Regions from separate parts of the Homo sapiens genome. Here region 1 is linked to region 2. The links are chromatin contacts, found by Hi-C or POLR2A ChIA-PET in ENCODE. All regions are on one chromosome and are shown on one strand. The core of a region is the stretch at or near the end of the contact, and the rest is flanking DNA. Distances in the headings are between cores, read along the strand shown. Region 1 overlaps KCNMA1 (potassium calcium-activated channel subfamily M alpha 1). Region 2 overlaps KCNMA1 (potassium calcium-activated channel subfamily M alpha 1).

What was found. Hi-C counts contacts between places; a loop is a spot of excess contacts on that map. ChIA-PET counts read pairs that join two places held with the same protein, here RNA polymerase II (POLR2A). Pooled maps may share reads with other maps.
Region 1: a map of ascending aorta shows a loop between it and region 2 (2.0-fold over the local background). The contact joins two enhancer-like sites. A Hi-C loop is called at or near these places in 3 of 168 maps with a recorded cell type or tissue (PC-3, PC-9 and ascending aorta) and 6 of 50 pooled maps. POLR2A ChIA-PET finds 5 or more read pairs at or near these places in 5 of 52 experiments (AG04449, AG04450, GM12878 and 2 more).

What each region holds. Positions count from the first base shown.
Region 1 is chr10:77,548,021-77,555,692 of GRCh38, forward strand. All of the region lies in intron 1 of KCNMA1 (potassium calcium-activated channel subfamily M alpha 1), which reads right to left. Among named protein-coding and RNA genes, the nearest start is that of KCNMA1, 86 kb to the right of the region's middle. Within about 2 kb of position 2,596, at least 6 of the 41 ENCODE cell types and tissues checked have a DNase peak (open chromatin) inside an H3K27ac peak, as active enhancers do; they include ascending aorta, where a contact is called at or near this core.
Region 2 is chr10:77,510,625-77,517,948 of GRCh38, forward strand. All of the region lies in intron 1 of KCNMA1 (potassium calcium-activated channel subfamily M alpha 1), which reads right to left. LOC124902464 (a long non-coding RNA gene) reads right to left here. Exons shown (of 2, transcript XR_007062205.1): 2 at 6,373-7,324. Among named protein-coding and RNA genes, the nearest start is that of KCNMA1, 120 kb to the right of the region's middle. Within about 2 kb of position 3,272, at least 14 of the 41 ENCODE cell types and tissues checked have a DNase peak (open chromatin) inside an H3K27ac peak, as active enhancers do; they include ascending aorta, where a contact is called at or near this core.

The sequences.
Region 1 (7,672 bases), core at 1,346-3,845, 37 kb after region 2:
CCAACCCTTGATTTAGAAAAACTTTCAGATGTAGTTAGGCCTATTTCTTGAGCCTTTTTAAGAGCAAATAATATCTCTGGAATATATTTGGTATAGTCTTATATGGAGGGAAAAGGATGAAAAAAAATGGCCCCTGAGTTTCCTTCCAAATCCACAGGAAGCCAAAAAAGGAATGAGGTGCCTGGTACAAATGCCTCAGGTGACAGACATCCTATTTACAGAAAGGCAATCTGTGCACCACCTCAGGGAGGCCAAACCAACATGCCTGGTGCAATCATGCAGCCTTACCCTGCAACCACGCCCAACACTTGGAAGCCTAACGTGGACAACGCCTGGTGCAAGAGGGCATGTGGTCAGATGTTCCACCCCCACTTAGCTCAGGGGCAGACAGAAGGCTTCTCCAAAGCTGTCCCTTGGCAGGATTTCATGTAGCAGATGCCACTAGTCTACAGTCTCTACAGCCTCTGACTCCCAGCATGTACACATGTAGGTGTGCACAGAGGCCCAGAGAAGCAGGGTCAATGGAATCCATGAAGCTGACCTGGTGGCAGCTCAGGGTTTATTCCCTGCTTCCAACCTACCAGCAGGCACAACTCTTGATAGATCTAACAGCACACTGGGGATGGAGCACTGCATCAGGACTGAGGAGACTCAGGGTCTTGCCCCAGCTCTGTGGCTAACTCCTGATGCAACCTTAGAAGAGTCATATCATGTCTCTGGGACTCACTTTCTTCTTCTGTCAAATGGATTAATACTACCCACTCCATCTAACTCACAGAGCTCAGTCATGCAACAAGTAATTATTGGGCATCTACTATGAGTCAGACATTATGCTAAGCACTTGGGATATAGTGGCAATCAAGATGGACAAATTCCCTGCCTTGTGGAGCTTACACTCTGGGGTTGGTATGGAAACTAATAAGGGATGCATAGATGAATACTTTGAAAAATCATGATGTGCTTCACTTGAGTCGTGGATGGTGATGCTATCTTCCCACTCTGGGCCATTCATGGACTAGACTCACACACTGAGCAGACCTGCTGGGAACACATCACTGATAAAAGTCATTCATTGGGAACTATTCTAAATGCCTTGTATGTATTAACCTCACCATCACAGAGAGTCCTCAACACTGAAGTAGGAACTCTAAATATGCATACTCCACAAACAAGGAAGCTGAGGCCTGGAGCACTGGAGCTAAAAAGGAAATATGTGTCCTGTCCCTTATGATATCTCCCATACTGGCTGGAGATGTTGAATTTACTATATTAAATTCTTCTCCATTATCTTGAGGAGTAAGGCCAGGACCCTTCAGATGGAGAGGAAGTCTCTCTCCCTAGATGGGGAAGGGAAGTTCTCCTTCCCTAGTTCAATCATCACAGAAAAGGAAAGCATCTAACAGGAAAGTAGCACCCAGAAGAGAGGCCTTAAACTCCTTGGAAGAGGTGATCCTCCTATCTGCCTCTTTGGGCTGAACTCTCCTAGCAGGGGATTTTTAGAAGGGTGGATAACCAGTTGTGGGCTGCAGTGAGAAGAGCGAACCCAGCCCATGAAGAAGGCCAAAAAAATGAGGACTCTGGCAGGGTCTGTGAGCTAAGATGAGCTATGCCCTACAGGGCAGTTATCTAGCTCTGTCAGCCTCCATTCATTTCCTTTTTTCTGTCTCCACATTTTCAGTAACGTCCTGTCTAAACATCCCACCAGACTCTCAACGCAACATAGACAATTAGCGAAAGGTTAGAAAGTCATGCACCCAAGCTTGGCCCACCACAGTTAGAGGAAAATGGCACCACCTTAAAACTAGTATGTAGGTGTTCGTACTAAATACGTGAGAAATTCTCCCAAAGGAAGGTGAAGCTGGAGAGAGTCAGGGTCATCCAACTACTTTTTGCCCTCTCAGAGCATTTTCCTCCTTGCCAATGCTGGACAATGAAAGCACTAGTTTATTCAGGGAAATCACAGTTTCCTTTTTAGAAGAGCAGGATGCTAAGAAGGGAGCAAGAATAAGTTGAAAACAAATGGAGTAAGATTCAGCATTGTGCACGCACCCCCAGCCCAGCCACCCAAGAGATTCTCCCAAGCCAGGCAGTGATGCTCACATCTGGTCCTTCACCACCAGGACCAAGTCAGAGCAAAGGAGAAAAGAAGAGAAGGAAGAGACAGGAGCGCACTGGATGGGAGAGTGAAGGGTTGGAGAAGAGAGGGATCCCAGCCTACTCCCAAGCCCAGTGGGATCATCTTCCCCTAGGAACTCCCATCTGATATTGGCTCTGGTTGGGGCTGCCTCTCTCCCAGCACCTGCTGGGTAGACTTCCCCATGTTTGGTCCTGGGAGGTGCTGTAGCAGCTGGAGCTGTCCTCTTTCTGCCGCTGGAAGCAACTGGAAGTCCCAGGGGCCCTGGCGCTCCCTCTGGGATTTCACCCTATTCTTTCCTGTCTCGCTTTCTCTTTTATCTCCTGGATTAACTTACTGTTGTGCCATCTACCCAGTTGTCAGTGTGCCTGTCTCAGCTTTGTGATCTCACGTAGATCCACAGAACCTAAGAGCTGGAACGGGCCCTGAAAACATTCTGGAGCAGGCGTCTCGGCAGACTCAGGCATGCCTCTCCCCAGGGAACCAGGCCGCGTCTGGGCAGAAGCAAGGCTTGGGGGAGTGGCAAGGATTGTGTGTACTCCCTCGAAGCACATCTTCAGAAGTGGAGCATTTTCAAGGTAGGATGTTGACATAATTGTTAGGTCCATGAAGGCAGATGCTAGAAGCAGTGTGAAAATAAGACTCTGAGGTTGTCCAGGTGGGGGGCTATTTTTATACATTTCCCCCCACAACCCAAGCAGTACATGGGCCCTAGCCCTCAAGCTTCACCTCCCAGATGTAAGACTCCAACCAAGATTTTGGAGTCAGGGGCATACAAAGCCCACTCAGGGGACACACTCATAGAGTATTCAACTGATTCAGAGATGTGGGAAGAACGCTATTCCTATTTATTTTTTTGTAGAAACAGGGTCTTGCTATGTTGCCCAGGTTGCTCTCAAACTCCTAGGCTCAAGTGATCCTCCCACCTCATCCTCCCGAGTAGCTGGAACTACAGGAACACGCCACCACACCCAGCTACCACTATTTTTATATTAAATAAAACATGTATCATGGAGTGACAGGAAAAACCTATGCAAGTTTAAGTAAATATTGTACTTAAAGTGGGTGACTTTAAATTATGCTCTTATATGTACAGGGGAAGGACAGAGGAAGGGCTCATTTACCTTCATTCTTCTCTCTCCCTAGAGAATTCTGTGTATCCAATTTTAAAAATTCATCATATGTCACAGACAGAGGCACAGACCCCCTGAGCCATGGTGGGAAGATACTTCTGGACAAATGTATACCCAGCAAAAATCTCAAAAGCTCCAACTTTCTAATGGCTTCATTTTACTGATGAGAAAACTCAGACCTATAGAAAGAAGAGCAGAAACAGACTGGATCCCAAATCCCTGTGCCCCACAGTTGATGCTCTTTCCACCTCCAATCTGAGGCACTGCTCTCCATGTGGCCAGGAACCGTTTCCAACTAAACTGGTCCTGCCTAGGGCCTGGAAAAACACACTGTTAATATGCAGCCTTAATTAAATATTTCTGATGAGCACAATGATGCTTCAAAATTCTAGCTAGGATTCGACTGATGCTGCAGCCTGGAGCCATCAAGGAAGAGCCTCTTTCCCCTAAGCATGGTGTGTGTGGAGCTTGCTGGGAAGACTGAGACCTTCCAATCCAACCTGGCCAGCACATCTATTCAAGCCATCAACCAGAGGACAGATGTAGAAGTCACCTTCTCCTTCCAGGGACCACTCTTGGAAGCAGATTTCCACAAAGGGGACCGTACAGTTCTAAGCTTACAGATGGTTAGAACAGACCAGCCCCACTGGAAGGCCAGAAGTGACGAGGATGAGGTCAAATGTCAGTGACAGAGAGGCTCAGACCTCTCTGAGCCATGGTGGGAAAAATCTCTCTGACCCATGGTGGGAAAAATCTCCCTGAACTAATCTGCAATTTCCAGGCATTTCTGACCAGTAAGGAAAGGATTTGGTTGCAGAAGGCTGGGAAGCTAGATTGTAGACCAAGAGATGGAGAAAACTCTTCAAGGGGAGAGCCCAGCCACTACAAAGGGGCCCAGCATGAGGTGTGCTGGAGGTACCCTGAGGGCCGTGGCTGCCTGACTGACTTATCCTCTACTTTGGGAAAAGGCAACTCAGTGCCTGGATTAAACCATTAGCTCTGGAGGATGCCTGTCTGGTTTGAATCTTAATTTCTCCATTTCCCAGCTGTGTGACCTCGATAAGATTACTTCATCCTCTGGGTCTGCTTCCTCATATGAAAACAGGAACAAGAAGTGCATAAACACATTTCAGGGATGTAGGGAAGACTAAAAGGGTTAATATAGGGCAAGCACTTAGCACAGTGCCCAGCATAGAGCAGTACTGTCTAGGCTGTAGCTACCACACATACCCAGTGAAGGCACTCAACTACCAGGTGGACAAGCAACTGATACATGTGTGTGCTGCTCTCTGCTCCCCTTTGGACATTTGGAATTTCAAGTACTGGGACTTAATACCACAGAGGGCAGAGTTTTGTTTTTCCTGCCTTTGACATGATGTTTATGATCTTCTTTTCTTGTGAACACCCCAGACCTAGGGACCAGCGGTGGCCTGGCTTCCTGATGCAGCCCATGAACACATTTAAGAATCCAAAAAGGTTAGCCAGGCGCAGTGGCTCACGCCTGTAATCTCAGCACTTTGGGAGGCTGAGGCAGGCCGATCACTTGAGGCCAGGAGTTGAAGACCAGCCTGGCCAACATGGTGAAACCCTGTCTCCACTAAAAATACAAAAATTAGCCAGGCATGGTGGTGCACACCTGTAGTCCCAGCTACTGGGGAGGCTGGGGCATGAGAATCGCTTGAACCCAGGAGGTGGAGGTTGCAGTGAGCTGAGATTGCACCACTGTACCCCAGAGCAAGACCCTGTCTCAAAAAAACAAAAAACAAAACAAAACAAAAAAACGCCGGGTGGCGGGGTGGGGAGGCGGGGAGAAAGCTGCCTCTGCATTGCAACTTCCCAAACAGCACAGACATTAACATTTTAGTGATGAAATAACAAAGCTGATATTCTCAGTATCATTCCTTTATTGAGTGAAATCAGAAATATAACTTTTTCTTCTTTTTTTTCCCCCGTGGGACTCCATAAAACTATTTTTGTTGTAAATGTTTTAAAAGGCAGCCTGTCAATATTTCAAATGTTCCTGAATTGGAGCTCATGGATAAATGACTCTTCCCCCATTGGCCAAGTCTCCTCTCCTGCTGCAGCAAGGAAAGGGGCACTTGGGAGCTGAGAAGGCAGGAACCAGGCGCCGTTGACACTCCTCTAGTGAGATGAATGTTCCCTCCACTGGGTCAGCAGTGAGCACCAGCCCAAGAAGTGCCCTCGCCTCCCTCCTGCTGGGCAGTCACCAGGCAACCCTGCAGGCAGTGCACCAAGCTGTTCCTCCATAATGCACACCCAGTCAGGGCCTGGGCACCTCTAGTTACTCAGCAGTGAGCCCACCTGCTATGTCTCAGGGGCATCCCACACCCAGAAAGCTGCTTCTACTTCAAGCCTACTCCCAGGGGATGCCCCATCAGGGACTAGAGGGTCCTGCTGAACCCACCCCAGGTTCAAGGTCAGCAGCAGGCTGTTTCACCAGGAAGGCCAGGAGCTATGCTCAAGGTAACCAAAAGGACAGAAGGCCCCACCCAAGTGTCATCTTGCCCCTCCTCCCAGCTTCCCCATTGGCTAGTAAATGAGTAAACAGACATGGTTCTAAAACCTAGAAGAGCATCAGAACTCCCTGTGGATCTGGGTTCAATAACACAGATTTGATATTCCACTCCTGGATATTCCAGTTTTGTAGGTCTTGAGCAGGGATCGACTTTTTTTTTTTTTAAGGTTCCAACAGATGATACTGTGGCTACGATGGGCAGCTCAGATGTAGGCCACTGGCAACACAGAGTGGAAGGAGAAGCCCACAGGGTTCCTCACTGGGCGACACAAGCTCTTCAAAGCAAGCTGAGTAAATCTCTTGGTAACAAGCCAAGCCGGACTGCCCACAGCTATGGGCAGGTCTGCTGTGTCTTTCGCCTGCTGAAAGCCCAGGTTGCAGCACAGGGAACAGCAGAGACAGGATCAAAGGCTCTCTGAGGACAGTCTGTGGCAACAAAGTAGCAGCTCCTCTCTGATGAGGTAAGGAAGAGTCCAAAGAAATTACTTTTGGGCTGGGTGTGGTGGCTCACACCTATAATCCCAGCACTTTGGGAGAACAAGGCAGGCAGCTCACTTGAGGTCAGGAGTTTTAAGACCAGCCTGGCCAACATGGTAAAACCTCCTCTCTACTAAAATACAAAAATTAGCTGAGCGTGCTAGTGTGCACCTATAATCCCAGCTACTCAGGAGGCTAAGGCAGGAGAATCACTTGAACCTGGGACGCAGAGGTTGCAGTGAGCCGAGATTGCACCACTGCACTCCAGTCTGGGTGACAAGAGTAATACTCCATCTCAAAAAAAAAAAAAAAAAAAAAGAAAGAAAGAAAAGAAAAGAAAGAAAGAGAAAGAGAAAACACTTTTGAAATTTGGAAATGAGGAAGACTAAGGAAGAGTCCAAAAGAAACTTTGCCTCTGCCCAAGGAGCCCACAAACTTTCCAAGGCCTTCCTGTTCCTGGAAACGGTGCCATCTCCAAAGACTCCTCCGCACATGGAAGAGCCTGATCTCTCGGGCACAGTCAACCATTACGGCCCATTTTCTCAAACTAGGCCCTCCTGGGGGTCTTAGGGAAAGGGGGCAACATTACACAAGGCAGGTGAAGGGGATAGCCAATCACAGAGGGGTGCAGGTTGGCATTGACCTCTTCCTAACTTTTCTCATAATATGAAAGTGACTTCTCTTCTCAGAAGAACCGTTCATAATGAAATTCGAGCTGCCTCAATCTTCCTTGATCATCTCTTCACTCTTACCACATACACACACGCACGCACACCACAGGAAAACGCATCAGATGAAGAACTTCCCCAGTCCAGTGCAGATTTAAGAAAGAGGACACTGACATAGGGAGGTGGGCTGGGGAGCTGGGGAGGGGGCAGACAAACAAGGGCATGTGACTGATACACTTCAGGGCGGGAGTCAGACGGCCCCCTCACAGGCCAGGGTGACATGTGACAAAGTCACAAGGCCCTGTGGTATTTCTTGAAACTTGATTTCAGCCCAAGTCAAACTCCATGGATCAAGGGTCATTTCTGGCTATTATAGGATGAGAGTATCCAGGACTGAAGACCTCATGGGGCAGAAAGAAAAAAAACAGAAAGGTAGCTCTTGGAGAAATAACCTAAAGATTAGAATCAAGGAAGAGCCAACCTCTCTTCTAACAGGGAAAAAAAATTTACTAAAATGACACTTCAGCATCACCTATTTTTTCAAGCTTGTCTTTCTGAACAGAACTTGAAAACACAGTTGTAAAACTGTTTTACTAGTTCAGCCGACTTAGAAAAACAAAAAGAGCTTCTCACAGCTTTAAACAGAGTCCTGTGCTGAAGTGTTCCAACACTCCAGCCCCACTCTGGGGTTAAGAATGACAGATGATGCAATGTAAAAACATCA
Region 2 (7,324 bases), core at 2,022-4,521:
TCTACAAAAAAAAAAAAGAAAAAATTAGCTGGGCATGGGGGCACACGCCTGTAGTCCCAGCTACTTGGGAGCCTGAGGCAGGAGGATCACTTGAGCCCAGGAATTCAAGGCTGCAGCGAGCTATGACAGCGCCACTGCACTCCAGCCTGAGCAACAAGAAAGGCCCTGCTTCTTTAGAAAAATAAAAAAGGAGAAACCTATGTTTCTGAAACATATTGACCACTGAACACCTTTTTGGCATAACGCCAATTAACAACACATGGAGATGACTTTCCATGTGGAAACACATGGAAATAACATATCTCCAACACATGGAGATAACGCCGATTAACAACACATGGAGTGAGCAGTGCTGCTCCACTCCTCATCCGACCTGAAACCTGGAAGTCTGGTTCCTCAAGGACATCGAGCCTTGAATTTCCACATGCAAACACCTGTGAGTATGTTGGGGCTGCTGCAGATCAGCAGTCTCAAAATTCATAGAGCATGAGAATCACCAGGAAGGCTTGTTAAACCAGCGTCCTGGGCCCCAGCCTCAGTTTCTGATTCAGCAGCTCTGGGCTGGGACCCAAGAATGTGCATTTCTAACAAATTCCCAGGTGATGCTGATGCTGTTGACCCAGGGACCCCATTTTGAGAACCACTGATGCAGACAGTCAAAAACCCCTCACATACAAGTTTAATACAGGACCATACAGGAAATCTGTCTACTTTCTGCAATGCCAAAGAAATCAAGTATAATTCAGAACTTGAAACATCCATTCTCTTCTGGGACAAGTTCTTAAAGGAAGCATTTCATAGTAGTTAAGAAAATGGACTCTGGAGTCAGAAAAGAGCACGTTTGCAAGTCCCAGATCTCCCAGTGCCTGGCTGTGTGAACACAGCAAGTTATTAAAACTTCCCAAGCCACAGCCTCTTTATCTCTAAGGGAGAGAAAATCATGGCAATGCCTAGTTCATAGAATTTCTGTGATGCAGAAATAAAGCAAGCAGGATGCTTGGGGAATGCCTGGCATCTAGTAAGTGCTCAATAAAGATTGGTTATTCTTTTTAATGACTGTTATTTAATCATCTTATCTGGTAAATAGCTCATCTGCGTACTGTCAGCTGACCTCAGGATGTGACTATACAGTCGTCCCTGTCATGGGCGAATGCAGGCTGATGGCACAGGGGTAAAAGAATTTACCAAGAAAATCATAGGTCAAGAAAGGCAGATTTATTAGAGAAAGTGGGGAAATATGTTGCCTGAGAGACAATGGGCAAGTTAGCCTGAGAGAAGCTAACTTCCAGAAGACAAAAGCTTGCTGCAGATTTTAGAGAATGGAACTTGGGCTGATTGATAATGCCAAGGCAGCAGGGAGCTTAACTTGCATTCCTCTGTCAGCCTGGATGTTTGATAAATTGAGGTGTTTGATGGTGAGCAGGAAGCCCGGGAGTTATGTATGTTATCCGGGCATGAAGGCCAAATGTCTTGGGTCATATATCCTGGGCCATATGCCCTGGGCCACAAAGAAAGGCAGACCTGTAACTTATCTGGTTTCTCTTTTGTTTAAATTCTCTGGACGTGAAGAAAGGCAGATTTATAGCTTATCTGCTTTATCTCTTGCTTTCCCCTGGTCCCACCAGCCTGACTCCTTTTCCCTAATTAGGACTCCACAGTCCCCCCTTATCCATAGTTTCACTTTTCATTTTTTCAGTTACCCACAGTACAGTACAATGAGGAATTTTTGTGCTCTGTAATGAGACAGAGCACAGTCACATGACTTTTATTACAGTATATTGTTATAATTGCACAATTTTATTATTCATTACTGTTGCTCATCTGTCACTGTACCTAATTTATAAATTAAACTTTATTGCAGATATGCCTGTGTAGGAGAAAACACAGTATATACAGGTATCGGTACTATCCATCTGCAGTTCCAGGCATCCACTGGGGTCTTGGAATGTAACCCCTAAAGATAAGGGCATCTACTGTATTTGGAGACAGGGTCTTTAAAGAAGTAATTAAGTTAAAATGAGGTCATTAGGGTGGGCCCTCATCCAATATAACTGGAGCCCTTATAAGAAAAGGAGATTAGGGCACAGACTTACACTGAGAAGACAGTGTGAAGACATGGGGAGAAGACAGCCACCTACAAGCTAGGCAGAGAGGCCTGTGATGAAACCAACCCTGTCAACACCATGATCTTGGACTTCCAGATAGTAAGGACTGAGACGGTATATCCGACTTGAGCCTTAAGTCCAAGCCACCGTTCCACTATTAACTCCCACCAGGACAAGTGCAGTGGCCTGAGGGGCCCTTCTGCTTCCACTCCTGCCCTTACTCCCTGGCCTTACTGTTACAAGAGTGAACTTCACCAGTGTTAACCAGATCACACGCGTGGCTGCCTAAATTCCTCCAATATGTCACCTAATACTGAGAAGGAAATCCAAGCTCCTCACCATGGCCAACAAAGCCCTGAAAAACGGCCCCTGCCAGCCTCCCCCTACCCAGCATTTCCCCCACCCCCACCATCACCACCTCATGCCCTAAACTCCACTCAGAGTGGCGTTTTTGCTGTTTCAGAAACAAGCAAGCTAATCCTTGCCACCAGGCCTTTGCACTAGCTGGTGCTACTACGTGGAACGCTCTTCCCCCAAATTTCCTCCTGGCTGGCTTCCTCTGAGTTCAAATGTCTTCTCCTCGGAGAGGCTTTTCCCATCCATCACAAAGAAACCCTCAGCATCATCTCACGCTATTGTCTTCCTACAAGTTAGCAGTAGCTTATCACTGTCTCCCTGAGAGCAGCCACCGTAGCTATCGAATGCACTGCTGCCTCCCGGGAGCCTAGCACTTATTCCAAGGCCTTGGAGCTTAGTAAATATGTGTTGCCTGGATAATGTATGTGAAAGAGCTTTGCAAACTGTAAAGTGCTGCATAAATGTAAGATAATGTCACAAATATCAAAAAGAGCCAGCCAAATAATTCAAAGAAAATAGGAAACAAGGGGAGAAGAGGGATGAGGAATTCAGAATGAAGCTGAGAGATTTCAAGTGATGATTCAAGAAATAAACCAAGCAACCAATTTTGTTAAATATGTGAGGCCACAGGGCGAGGGAAGCACAAACCACTCCAATGATCCATTCAGGCCATGTCTGCTCCACTCAGCCATAGAAACTGCATAAATTACAGGCAGCAGCAGTTTTCCTGGAGCCAGGCAGTAGAACACTCTCCTTGGTGCCGGCCTGGGAGGAGGATCCTGGCCTGGCAAGCAGGGCTGACTCAAGCTCATTGCATTAGCCCTCCCCTCCTGCATCTGGGCCCCTCTCACCGCAGTGCTGCCTGCCCAGGACCTGCACTCCTCCAGCGGGCGGGACTGTGACTCACAGATGGCCTGTCACTCCCAGTGCCAGCACAGAGCACCACCCGTGCCTATCTTTAGAAGTTTCGCAGGCTGAAAAATCAATTTGCCCGCCTGGCACCTGGGTCTGGGGCCTCCCCGCTAACATCAGTGGCAGGCGAAATGTGGCCTCCCCTCTGCCTGCCCTGATGCGTCAGACCTTACTCAGGGTCCCGAGGGCCTGGCAGTGCCGCCCAACAGACTCCTGTGAGCTGCTGCACCCACAGGTGTGCTGGTCTGCCCCTCAGAGATAGCCAGGCCTCACCAGAAGATGCGGGCAAACACCACGCCCTAGAAAATACTGGCAAGGGGGAAGCGAATCACTTTGCATCCTGGCTGCCTGACTGGCACATTCCCCAGGTGGTCATCTGGCACCTAATCCATGTGTGGTCACAGCAAACTGGCTTGCCCAGGTGGTACAAGTTCAGCCTCTTCCTCCAAGCAGGGACCAGAGGTAAGAGAACAGCACACAACTCCACGCCTTAATAAAAAGGCCCAGGAGGCAGATTCCCAACGCAGTGACAACTCCCAGCTGGCCCCCAGGCTTCCCAACTACTGAAAATGGCCACATGTGACTCCCACAAGCCAAAGGGACCCTGTATTACTGGGTATGCGGAGAGAGAACCATCTCAGACATTTCACCATATTAATAATCTCTCTTTCAATAAAGACTCGCTGAGCACCTGGCAGTGGCAGGGTGGGTGGAATAGGGTAAGAATAAGCTGAGGAACAAGAGAAAGGAAATCTCTGGCCCTGGCCCTGTACTTTCTCCTTGCACCTGTGGGCGCTCTGTGCTCAGCCTTTGAGATTTCCAAATCCCCTCTGACCTTCTGCCTCTTCACTCACGTCTAGACACCATTTTTACAGAAACCAGGAGCTACTGCCTGTTTTGTTTTTTTTTGTTTTTTTTCCAGTAATACAGCCTAGGGCCCTGCCCACCCCACCTCCTTTTCTTTATGAGATACAGTGAAGTCCAGCTGTCCTGCAGCAGATGAAAACAGAGAGAGGGCTCTCACCCGCTAGCTCTAGTTGAGAAATGAGAATGCCCCAGAAGAGCTTAAGGGCTCAAAAGCCATCTCTGAGAATTTGCAGAAGCACAATCCTACATGTTTGCTTCCTTAATCCAAAAAAGGATCCAAGGTCATGTGTCTACAGGAGCCAGCCTGTTACGGTGAGTGAGGGGTGCTGCATTCAGCACCGGGGGATGGGGGGGAAAGGAGAGCGTGCAATGGCTCTGCCCAAACCAATCATCACCATGAGGGGACACAGGCACACAAAGGTACATTTTCAATCTTTTATTTTTTCAAAAACAGCTAGCAATCCAGATTTTTATCCAAAATCTCCTTTGTAAATATAGGCAATTGATGAAAAAAAAAATTAAAAAACAATGAAGCCACATGGGCTAAACCAAACACACCTGTAGACTGCCAGTTTGTCCCCTCTCATAGGTAGGATGGGGTGACTGAATTCTGGGGAGCACGTTCAGAGGTCGCTATCTTTCTCTGCTTCTCCCCAGAGAGGTCTTCCTAGGCTGCCTCTCAGACACACAGCACCAGCCAGAGGGCAAGGACCAACTGATAAGCCAGGAAGTGTGGCTCCCATCACTTTGAGGAGGGAATCAGGAACTCTTTGGAAACCCCTGCTGTACACCTTGCTGGTGCCATTTCCCAAATATTTGTGGTTCACCCCTCGGCTTTCAGTGTCTCTTTCCTTCTCTGCCTCCCCACCCAGGGCTAACTCCTCTCCTTCCTGAAGACTCTGTTCAAGCATCAGCTCCTCCAAAGAGCTGCCCACTAAGCAGTGCCCCTCCCTCCAGCCCCTGGGCTGGGAGGCTTCCCGGCACCTGGCATATCATGCACTCTGCATGCCCACACACAACTTCCAGGCACTTGATTGACCCTCACTAGCAGGGAGCTCCTCAAGAGAAGGGCTGGTTCTCTTCCATCCCTGTTATCCCTGCAGCCAGCGCAGATCTTGGAACACAGAGCAGCTCCACACAGAACTGAACCAGCAACTTCTCCAGGAGCAAATGTTTTCTGAGCACTGGCCTATACCAGGTGCATGCGAAGGGTGCATAAGGCCACTGAGATGAATTTGACATATCCAGGGGCTTCAGAGGATCACAGTCTCTTGGGTCTGACAGATGTTTAAGAAATCCCCATCATGTAGAGTACCCACAGCCCACCCCCCTACTCCGCCCCGCCACAGCCACCCTCCTCCCATCCTTCCTGGGTCTTGGCCACACTTGCTCTTCCTTCTGCCTGCAACATGGCCCTTTCCTGAAATCTGCTCCAAACTCCCCTTAACAAAGAGCTTTCTCTCCATGCACCCTCCATAGCACTATTTTTTCCCATTCCCTGTTTCATTTGTGCTTGTGCACTTATGGCCACCTGGCTTCTCCTGTTTCCCTATTTGTCCTGTCTGTGGTCTGTCTCCACTACTAGACCTAACCCAATGAGGGCAGGGCCTGCATCTGCTTCGTTTTCTGCAGTATGCCCGGTGCAGAGGACAGCGCCTGACCCATGGTAGGTGCACAGTAAACAGTGGTTACCCGAATGAATTTAAGAATGAGAAAGTAAGATACGTTCCAAAAGCTCTGCATGCTGCAAAGGCCTCTGAGCCTCTATATGCTGAGAGGCAGCTGGACCTCTGCCTCCTCCTTTGCACGGTGGGCAGAGCACCTGCAGAACTTTCCACTTCTCATGCCTCATCATGTGTCTGGGCTCCGGCTCCGGTGCTGCAAAGCAGGTGAAGGGCCCCCTGTGCAAGTGTAAGAGGCTAAAACGGGGGTGCCTGTGTGAGCGGCTGGTGTGGGGTGGGCACCTGCCGGTGTACGGGAGACTGAAGGGTGGAGAGGGCCTCTCATGCAGGCATGTGTGAGCAGCTGCAGGTGTGTGAGCAAATGTGCATCACTGGGGAACAGGTGTCTGTGGATGAGGGAGGAAGTGAGGGTGAGGGTGTTTGTGGACATAGGGATGTGTGTTTTTTACAAAAAAAAAAAAAACAAAAGGTGAGGGGAAGCCGGCCTGCATACATGTGCATGCATGTGAACATGCGTGTGTGAATGTGGGGAAGGGCGCATTGGTGAAAAAGGTGCTGGTGCTTTTTCTCCCTGATGCAAACTCAGGCTGGAGAGACTGGGACTAGGCAGACCCTACCCTTGGCACTCCAGGAAGAGTTCCTCCCTCTATGAAGAGCTGCCTGACCTCATTCAAGGTGTACAGAAAGAAAGCAGTGTCACCGGAACCCAGGCCTCCACCATAAATGGGCCAGAGGCAATTCCACAGCAGTAACCGGGCAGGCAAAACCACCCCTGGAAAACACAAGCTGACACGAAGGATGAGCCTCTCAGGCCCCCTGGGCGTGGGGTCCCTGGAATCCCTCTGTCCCTGGCTCCTAGTGATTTTACACCAAGGCTGAACACATAGATTTGAGGCACCAGTGCAGTGCAGGACATGGGCGTGTTATTACCAGCTCCATGGTTAATGAGCATTGCATCCACTGGGAGCAGCCAGGCTGGGGATGCTAAGACCTGCTGGGTGGTTCTGCTGAGTTGGGGCTCATGGGGCAAGAAGGCCAGTTTCTGCCAGCCCCTCCCAGCAGCAGTGAGACAAGGACACAGACACTGAAGGGCCCGTGTTCTCAGCCTCTCCCCCTCCGACTCCTGCCCATCTTCCTGGTCACATCTCCTCCCACCGTCTGCCTTGCTTGCTGAGTCCATGCATTTGTTCATTTCCCCATTCAACAAGGAGGTATCAAGCACCACTATTTCCCAGGCACATTCCTAGGGTGTAGAACTGAAAAACACAGGTAAAGTACTGCCTCCATGCAACAGACATTGTAGTTGAGGAAACAGGCGATAAGCCAAACTGATAAGAGAAATATAAGGTGTGTTAAGACAAATATAAGATGGTGACAAATGCCCCAGAGAAAATAATAAAA